2 separate regions of the Homo sapiens genome follow, and region 2 is linked to region 1. The links are chromatin contacts, found by Hi-C or POLR2A ChIA-PET in ENCODE. All regions are on one chromosome and are shown on one strand. Each heading gives the region's core, a stretch centred on a gene start or an enhancer-like site at or near the end of the contact. The rest is flanking DNA. Distances are from core to core; before and after follow the strand shown.

What was found. Hi-C counts contacts between places; a loop is a spot of excess contacts on that map. ChIA-PET counts read pairs that join two places held with the same protein, here RNA polymerase II (POLR2A). Pooled maps may share reads with other maps.
Region 2: a pooled map shows a loop between it and region 1 (14-fold over the local background). The contact joins the promoter of CGAS here to the promoter of OGFRL1 in region 1. A Hi-C loop is called at or near these places in 5 of 50 pooled maps. POLR2A ChIA-PET finds 5 or more read pairs at or near these places in 2 of 52 experiments (OCI-LY7 and activated CD4-positive, alpha-beta T cell).

Annotation. Positions count from the first base shown.
Region 1 is chr6:71,285,494-71,290,060 of GRCh38, reverse strand. It overlaps OGFRL1 (opioid growth factor receptor like 1), which reads right to left and starts at 1,250. Exons shown (of 7, transcript NM_024576.5): 1 at 891-1,250. The coding sequence starts at 1,124. The region is part of intron 3 of LOC124901339 (a long non-coding RNA gene); the gene reads left to right. RefSeq lists a silencer at 538-1,597.
Region 2 is chr6:73,449,685-73,454,190 of GRCh38, reverse strand. CGAS (cyclic GMP-AMP synthase) reads left to right here and starts at 1,894. Exons shown (of 5, transcript NM_138441.3): 1 at 1,894-2,666. The coding sequence starts at 2,010. RefSeq lists an enhancer at 1,613-2,092 and a silencer at 2,263-2,472.

The sequences.
Region 1 (4,567 bases), core at 1-2,500:
GCGGTGTTAGCTGTAATATTTAGGTTATGATTCCCCCAAAACCCTGTGGTCACATTGGACTTTGGGCTCCATTTTCCCAATCTCCATCGCCCCTAGCTGATAAAGAGAAGGGCCTAATGTGGAGCGGCAAACCTGAACCACCTCCAGGATGCACACTTCTTCAGGGGGTCGGCTACATATTTCCTCCTTTTTAAAGTTCCTGATTATTTTCAGTCCATCAGAGGTTAAGGGGCTTATCTCTTGACTAACCTCTCCTCCAAGCTGTATTAGTCAAACAGTTCAAACACAGTTGGATCAACAAGTCTTCTGGTGAAATAAGATTCGTGAAGAATGCCCTGAATCCTAGGTTGAAAGGCCTGAGTTGGGCAGAACAGTGACGTATGAACTTCAGATGAGGGCCTACACTTCTGACGGCTTAGACCCCACTGTAGGGGAGAGCGCTGGCTGCTTGCACTTGTAGCCCCACCTTATTCTGAGTAATTTTTTTTTTTTTTTTTTTTTTTTTTTTTTTTACCAATAACACACACTAGAGGGGTTGTCAAAATCCTCTATTTTTAGACAGGTTCCTCCCACCCCACCTTCGCATAATCCAGCTGCTCTGCAGAGGCAAAGAAAACACCCATTCAAGTTGGGTTCTGCCTTGAGGGACTTCCTCGCCGTGCCCTCGGCCAGGCCCCAGGCCGGCAGTGGGAGGGTCCGGCGCTTTGGGCTCCTGCAGGCCCCCGGGCTCCACCGGGAGACAGGTCAGCCGCGGCGCGGAGGGGTCGGGTCGCAGCGGCGAGCAGCCACCTGGCGCCCCTGGCCTCCGAGCGCGAGGGCGGCTTGGCACTTGCCCCTCTGGGGTGTCGGGGCGCCCCAGCCCGACCCGAGGCCACCGCTGGGCCGCGTACCTGCTCGGCGCCCGCCGCCTCGGCGTCCTCGTCCGGCGCGGGGCTGGCGCCGGGCCGCCCGCCGGCTTGCTCCGGGGGCTGCGCGGGCTGCTCGGACTCCTGCCCCGGGCCCTCGCTGCCGCCGCCCGGCCCTGGTTCTTCGGGCTCGGGCTCCGAGTCGGTCTGCCAGGTGGAGTCGCAGTCCTCCACGGTGGTGGGCTCGCGGAAGCTGACCCCGCCGAGCAGGTTGCCCATTGAAGAGGCGGCGGCGGGCGCGGGGCTGCGGGGCTGCGGGGCGCAAGCTGCGGCAGGCGCTCTAGGGCCCGGGCATGGCCGCGGCGAGGGCGCTGGGCGGCAGCCTAGGCGCGCCCGCCCCGCACTGCCTCAGCGCGGCGAGCGGCGGACAGGCACCCTCGCGGGGAGGAGCCGGCGGCCCCGGGACCGCCGCCGCGCGCGCCTGAACCCGCCCATCCGGCTCCTTCTCCTCCCCACAGGCGGGAGCTGCCGCCGCCCAGAGCCCCCAGGGGAGCCAACTGCGGCCCCCAGCCGAGCGCCACCGGCCCCAGGCCGCGCCTCCCTTCCACGTTTCTCCCCGGAACACCTGCCTTCACGCGGCCCCCGGCGGCCCCCGGAGTGGATTGGGGTCGGCTACTACCCTCGCCGCCCGGAGCCGGGGGACGCCCTCCCGGGGCATCTCCCAGCTGAGCGGGATGAGGGATCCCGCCCAGCTCCTGGAGCTGAGGACTGGCGTGGACGTGGTGTCGAAGAGGTGTCACCGTCAGCAGGCGGGTCCTGTCCACACCCCCTCCCCCTCTCCCTGGTCCAGGAGGAAGACACTTTAGCTGCAGCAGAGGACAAAAGCTGATGGTGCCGGGCACCATATAAACAGGAAATCCCAGCTGCCACAACTGTACTTAGGGCAGCCACCTAGAGTCCTTGTGGTCTAGAAAAAGTCAGAGCTATCAGTCACCTCATCTAATGAGCAATCGCTCGTGAAACAAAAGGAACAGTAACAACTGGACCATCACATTGATTTGCGGGTAACCTTACACCCACTACAAATTGGTGCTCCGTGTAGGCAAAAATCTCAGAATCAGTAGAACAGATGGGCTGTTTCTAATGGAAGAAGCCTCGGCCCTGTGGTCTGTTCTGCAAATGAAAGGAGGAGGGAGAACTGTGTTAGGGAAGTTCTTTCTTTTTTCTGTTCTGTTCTGTTCTGTTCTGTTCTGTTCTGTTCTGTTCTGTTCTGTTCTGTTCTGTTGTTCTGTTCTTTCTTTTCTTTCTTTTTGAGACAGAGTCTCCCTCTGTTGCCCAGGCTGCAGTGCAGAGGCGCGATCTCGGCTCACTGCAACCTCCGCCTCCTGGTTTCAAGCAATTCTCCTGCCTCAGCCTCCCAATAGCTGGGATTACAGGCATAAGCCTATAGAAGTACGTAAAGATAAGGTAGTATTATCAAATATGTGACCCAGAGAAAAGTGACTGTTGTAAAATGTGTCTTCTGGCTTTCTAACTAGAAGGGAAGCCTCTTTGCAGGCAGCCCCCGTCTGAAAGTGTGTCTGTATTTACAGTGCTGTCAACTTGGTGGATGCTCAGTAAACATTTGTTAAATATGGACTAAGAAAGATGAGCTAGATATTTGAAGATTAAACTGTTGAACTTGGAATGAATAGTTTCTTTTCAAATGTTTCATGATGAAGTAGGAAGCCAAATCATGTTAGATGGACTGTTTCTAAGGGAAGAATCAGGTAAACCAGCTGCCTATTCCATGGATAAATCAGGATTACCTAAGCTCTTCATGCACTGCAACAAGACATCTAGGCTGTAGCTCTGTCACTAATCAGTTTCTGACTTTAAGTAGGTCACATGAACCTAAACTTCCTCATTTGTAAAATGAAACCAGATCTCTGGGAGCCCTTCCAGCTCTGACCTTCTGTGATCCTATGACTGGGAAAAGCTCTGAAACTAATAAGAAATAGACACGGGGTGCACAAAAAGACTTTTGGGGCCGGGTGCGGTGGCTCACGCCTGTAATCCCAGAACTTTGGGAGGCCGAGGCGGGCAGATCACCTGAGGTCAGATGTTCAAGACCAGCCTGGCCAACATGACGAAACCTCATCTCCACAAAAAAATATAAAAATTAGCCTGGCTTGGTGGCGGGCGCCTGTAATCCCAGCTACTTGGGAGGCTGAGGCACGAGAATCACTTGAACGCGGGAGGTGGAGGTTGCAGTGAGCTGAGATCAGGCCACTGCACTCCAGCCTGGGCGACAGAGTGAGACTCCATTGCCCCCACCCCCCGCCAAAAAAAATACTTTTTGATTATAATGGCTTAGCAGAAGAAGATGTGGGGCAGCCACATACCACAGGAATCCAACTGCTCAAAGCTGGGAATTCGATTTTCCGTTGGTAGAAGACCGGAACACATTGCAGAAGTAGATATTGTCCATCCAGCCTTAAGTGTTCCGAGATTGTTGATGTGGAAAGTCTAAGGATAGTTGTTGTGTCCCAGGCGCTCCATCTGTTGGTTTAGGTGTATGTAGATTAAAGTTGGCCACATGTTCTTTGCTCTCTTCCCATTGAGAAGTAGTCTTATTCCTTACTCTTGAAGGAGCTGGCCTCAGTGACTTGCTTAACTATAGAATATGAAAGAAGTGATAGTCCAGGATTTTCTAAGTTAAGCCATAAGGAACCTTGCATTTTCCACTGGGTCTCTTGGAATATTCTCTCTGTTAGCCCCATGCTGCCATGTAAAAAGTTCAGCTAGCTTGAGACTGCCATACTCCTAGAAAGGCCACTTGTGTGTGGCCTCTGGTCATCCTCTGGTCATGGTACCAGCTGAGGCCTACCTTCCAGTATCCCCTGCTGGATTCCACGTTTTTGTTTTTTTTTTTTTATTGAATCCTCCAGACCAACCCATCCACCATCTGAATACCTTTCAGTGACCTCCATCGACCCTACTTGGAATAAAGGGACTACCCAGCAAAGCCCTGCTCAGATTTCTGACCCACAGAAGAGTGAAATGCAATAAAATGGCTGTTGCTTTAGGTCACTAAATTTTGTAGTAGTTTGTTATACATCAGTAGATGATGGAATGGTGAGAAGTATCTGTGTTTGTGCATATAAACATTTAAGTAACTACTGCAATTAAATCCTTCCCTTTTACACCACCTTTTGAAAAATGTGTCAATTTTTATAGGACCATAGATGATATGCCAGATTTTGCAATATATTTTCTAAAGAACATAATTTTACATGAAGCGTAACACCAACCTTATATAATATTTAATCAATTTTAAGTTTAGAGCAATAAGCACGACCACATTGTGCCCAATCTATGTGTTATTTTTACAAGTTAATGCTGAAGTTCTGTCATCCCAAGCTTCTATACACAGGAATTATCCTTCTCGAATACCTAAACTTTTTTCATTATCCCTGCCTTGCAGAGTATTTAACATTCCTGCATCAACAGTAAAGAAGGGTACCTTTGCTTCATATAAAAATCATCACTTAGCTCAGTGCCAGGCATCTATTAATTTATCAATATATGTTAGCTGTAATGATGATTCATTCAATATGTCTTTAAAGAACATATAATTCAACAGTAATATACACATGTATGGAACAAGGAGAAACTATTATCACAATGGACTATAATATAGTTTCTGACTCCCTGTAAATAGAATCTGCTCTAAATTAAGC
Region 2 (4,506 bases), core at 645-3,144, 2.2 Mb before region 1:
AAGTTGGCCGGGCGCTGAGGCTCATGCCCGTAATCCCAACAGTTTGGGAGGCCGAGGCAGGTGGATCACGAGATAAGGAGTCCCAGACCAGCCTGGCCAATATGGTGAAACTCCTTTCTACTAAAAATACAAAAATTAGCCGGGCATGGCGGCGCACACCTGTAGTCCCAGCTACTTCGGAGGCTGAGGCAGGAGAATCGCTTGAATCCGGGAGGCAGAGGTTACAGTGAGCCGAGATCGTGCCACTGCACTCCAGCCTAGGGGACAGAATGAGACTCCATCTCAGGAAAAAAAAAAAAAAAAAGGGAAAAGTTTCTGGCCAGGCGCCGTGGCTCACGCCTGTAATCGCAGCACTTTGGGAGGCCGAGGCGGGTGGATCACTTGAGGTCAGCAGTTTGAGAGCAGCCTGGCCAACATAGCGAAACCCCGTCTCTACTAAAAATACGAAAAATTAGCCGGGCGTGGTGGCGGGCGTCTGTAATCCCAGCTACCCGGGAGGCTGAGGTAGGAGAATTGCTTGAACCCAGGAGGCAGAGGTTGCAGTGAGCCAAGATCGCACCATTGCACTTCGGCCTGGGTGACAAGAGCGAAATTCTGTCTCAAAAAAAAAAAAAAAAAAAAAGAAAGAAAGAAAGAAAAGAAAAAGAAAAAAAAGAAAAGAAAAAGTTTCTGTGGCAGGGCACAGTGGCTCATGCCTACAATCCCAACACTTTGGGAGGTTGAGGAGGGAGAATCGCTTGAGTCTAGGAGTTCGAGACCAGCCTGGGCAACATAGTGAGACCTCCCCATGTATACAAAAAAATTAAAAAGAAAAGAAAAAGCTGGGCATGGTGTCCGCACCTGTAGTAACAGCTACTCAGGATGCTGAGGTGGGAGGATCGCTTGAGCCCTGGTGGCTGAGGTTGCAGTGAGCCGAGATTGCGCCCCCCTAACTCAAACCAAAATTAAATTTAAAAAAACTTTCACTTGAAAGAGAAAAGTTTCTCTGTCAATGTTTTTGTTTTGTTTTGTTTTGTTTTGTGATGGACTCTTTTTCTGTTGCCCAGGCTGGAGTGCAGTGGCGCGATCTCGGCTCACTGCAACCTCTGCCTCCCGGGTTCAAGCAGTTCTCTGTCTCGGCCTCCCGAGTAGATGGGACTACAGGCGCCACCAAGCCCGGCTAATTTTTTGTATTTTTAGTAGAGACGGGGTTTCACCATGTTGGCCAGGAAGGTCTCGATGTCTTGGCCTCGTGATCCGCCCGCCTCGGCCTCCCAAACTGCTGAGATTACAGGCGTGAGCCACCACGCCTGGCCTCTTTTTCTTTTTTGAGACAGAGTCTCGCTCTGTCGCCCAGGCTGGAGTGAAGTGGCACGTCTCAGCTCACTGCAACCTCCGCCTCCCGGGTTCAAGTGATTCTCCAGCCTCAGCCTCCCGAGTAGCTGGGATTACAGGTGCCCGCCACCACGCCTAGCTAATATTTGTATTTTTTAGTAGAGACGGGGTTTCTTTCGCCTTGTTGGCCAGGCTGGTCTTGAACTCCTGACCTCAGGTGATCCGCCCACCTCGGTCTCCCAGATTGCTGGGATTACAGGCGTGAGTCAGTGTGCCCAGGCAACACACACACACACATATATTTAATTATAAGAAAGACCAGGTCTTGCTGGGTTGCCCAGGCTGGTCTCAAACTCCTGAGCTCAAGCGACCCGCCTGCCTCGGCCTCTCGGATGCTGAGGTTACAGGCGTGAGCCACCGCGCCCGGCCCTACCTCATCTTCTTAAGACAGGGGCACGGATTGCCTGGAGAGTTAGAAACTTCGAGACTTTTGTAGCCTCAGGAAAGGCCGCGGCCAGCCTCTTCGCGGCATGGGCGTGGCTCCCAGCGACTTCCCAGCCTGGGGTTCCCCTTCGGGTCGCAGACTCTTGTGTGCCCGCCAGTAGTGCTTGGTTTCCAACAGCTGCTGCTGGCTCTTCCTCTTGCGGCCTTTTCCTGAAACGGATTCTTCTTTCGGGGAACAGAAAGCGCCAGCCATGCAGCCTTGGCACGGAAAGGCCATGCAGAGAGCTTCCGAGGCCGGAGCCACTGCCCCCAAGGCTTCCGCACGGAATGCCAGGGGCGCCCCGATGGATCCCACCGAGTCTCCGGCTGCCCCCGAGGCCGCCCTGCCTAAGGCGGGAAAGTTCGGCCCCGCCAGGAAGTCGGGATCCCGGCAGAAAAAGAGCGCCCCGGACACCCAGGAGAGGCCGCCCGTCCGCGCAACTGGGGCCCGCGCCAAAAAGGCCCCTCAGCGCGCCCAGGACACGCAGCCGTCTGACGCCACCAGCGCCCCTGGGGCAGAGGGGCTGGAGCCTCCTGCGGCTCGGGAGCCGGCTCTTTCCAGGGCTGGTTCTTGCCGCCAGAGGGGCGCGCGCTGCTCCACGAAGCCAAGACCTCCGCCCGGGCCCTGGGACGTGCCCAGCCCCGGCCTGCCGGTCTCGGCCCCCATTCTCGTACGGAGGGATGCGGCGCCTGGGGCCTCGAAGCTCCGGGCGGTTTTGGAGAAGTTGAAGCTCAGCCGCGATGATATCTCCACGGCGGCGGGGATGGTGAAAGGGGTTGTGGACCACCTGCTGCTCAGACTGAAGTGCGACTCCGCGTTCAGAGGCGTCGGGCTGCTGAACACCGGGAGCTACTATGAGCACGTGAAGGTGAGCTGCTTGGCGCCCTCCCGCCGAGCCCCGCTGCTCGGCCTTCCGCAATCCGCAGTCCCTACCTTCCCCGGGTCGCGCCCCTCACTTCCCTTCGGAAGTAACTTAGACTTTTGCATGTTTTTCGGTAGCCTAGTCTAAGTAAAACGACAAACCGTTCGTTTATTCATCTACACATCCAACGATCAGACAACCAACCGGTACTGATTGCTGGCTAATTTCAAGACACTGCTCCCGGGGGAATTCAAATGTATGGGTTCATTCATGCAAGCCGACATGTATCGAGTTTCCGTAACAGGGCAGTGTTTGATGGTGTGGACCTGAGGTCCCGAGTCAGATATTGACTTGGATAATTTGAAGTGGTCTGTTAAAAATTCCACGTAGACTTTTTCCTATGAGGAAGACCTCTTACTCCATAGAAAAAAAGATCTTCAGTTTCTCTCCCCCTCTTCCTCCCTGCCCCCTCTCCTGCTATCCCGTCTGACCCCAATTTCTTTTTTTTCTTTTTTCTTTTCTTTTCTTTTTTTTTTTTTTTGAGGCGGAGTCTCGCTGCGTCCCCCAGGCTGGAGTGCAGTGGCGCTATCTCGGCTCACTGCAAGCTCCGCCTCCCGGGTTCACGCCATTCTCCTGCCTCAGCTTCCCGAGTAGCTGGGACTACAGGCGCCCGCCACCATGCCCGGCTAATTTTTTTTGTATTTTTAGTAGAGACGGTGTTTCACCGTGTTAGCCAGGATGGTCTCGATCTCCTGACCTCTTGATTCGCTCGTCTCGGCCTCTCAAAGTGCTGGGATTACAGGCGTGAGCTACCGCGCCCGGCCGTCTGTCCCCAGTTTCTTACACAGAAATCATGGGAAGCTTACAGTATAATGTTAAACAAACAAATAAGAATATCTCCTACAGATACTAAAACGCTTTCTAGATACACATTCCGTATAATTGCTTCGACGTGTGTATTACACAGCTCCATTTGCTTGTGGGTGATTGAGTCATTAATCATTCCTGTGTAAATTGAAAGTTTAGAAGCAGGTTCCTGACTGGAGCGTGTTTCTTGCCCAGCAAGAGATTTGTTTCTTTTTCTTTTTCTTTCTTTCTTTCTTTTTTTTTTTTTTGAGACGGAGTTTCGCTCTTGTTACCCAGGCTGGAGTGCAATGGCGCGATCTCAGCTCACCTCAACCTCCACCTCCCAGGTTCAAGCGATTCTCCTGTCTCAGCCTCCTGAGTAGATGGGATTACAAGCATGAGCCTCCACCCTGGCTAATTTTGTATTTTTAGTAGAGACGGGCTTTCTCCATGTTGGTCAGGCTGGTCTAGAACTCCCGACCTCAGGTGATCTGCCAGCCTCAGCCTCCCAAAGTGCTGGGATTACAGGCGTGAGCCACCACACCCGGCTTCTTTTCTCTTCTTTTTTCTCTTCTCTTCTCTTCTCTCTATCTCTCTGTCTCTCTCTTTTCCTCCCTCCCTCTCTTCCTCTCTCTCTCTCTCTCTTTATTTTGTTCTTTCTTTCTTTTCTTTCTTCTTTCTTCTTTTTTTGATGGAGTTTCACTCTTGTTGCCCAGGCTGTAGTGCAGTGGTGCCATCTAGGTTTCGCTGCAACCTCCGGCTTCCAGGTTCAAGCGATTCTCCTGCTTCAGCCTTCCAAATAGCAGGGATTACAGGTGCCTGCCCCCACTCCCGGCTAATTTATGTATTTTTAGTAGAGACGGGGTTTCACCATGTTGGCCAGGCTGGTCTCGAACTCTGACCTCAGATGATCCACCTGCCTCGGCCTCCCTAAGTGCTGGGATTACAGGCTTGAGCCACGGCACCCAGCCCAGACTGTGTCTTGAGCATGATTCTTTTT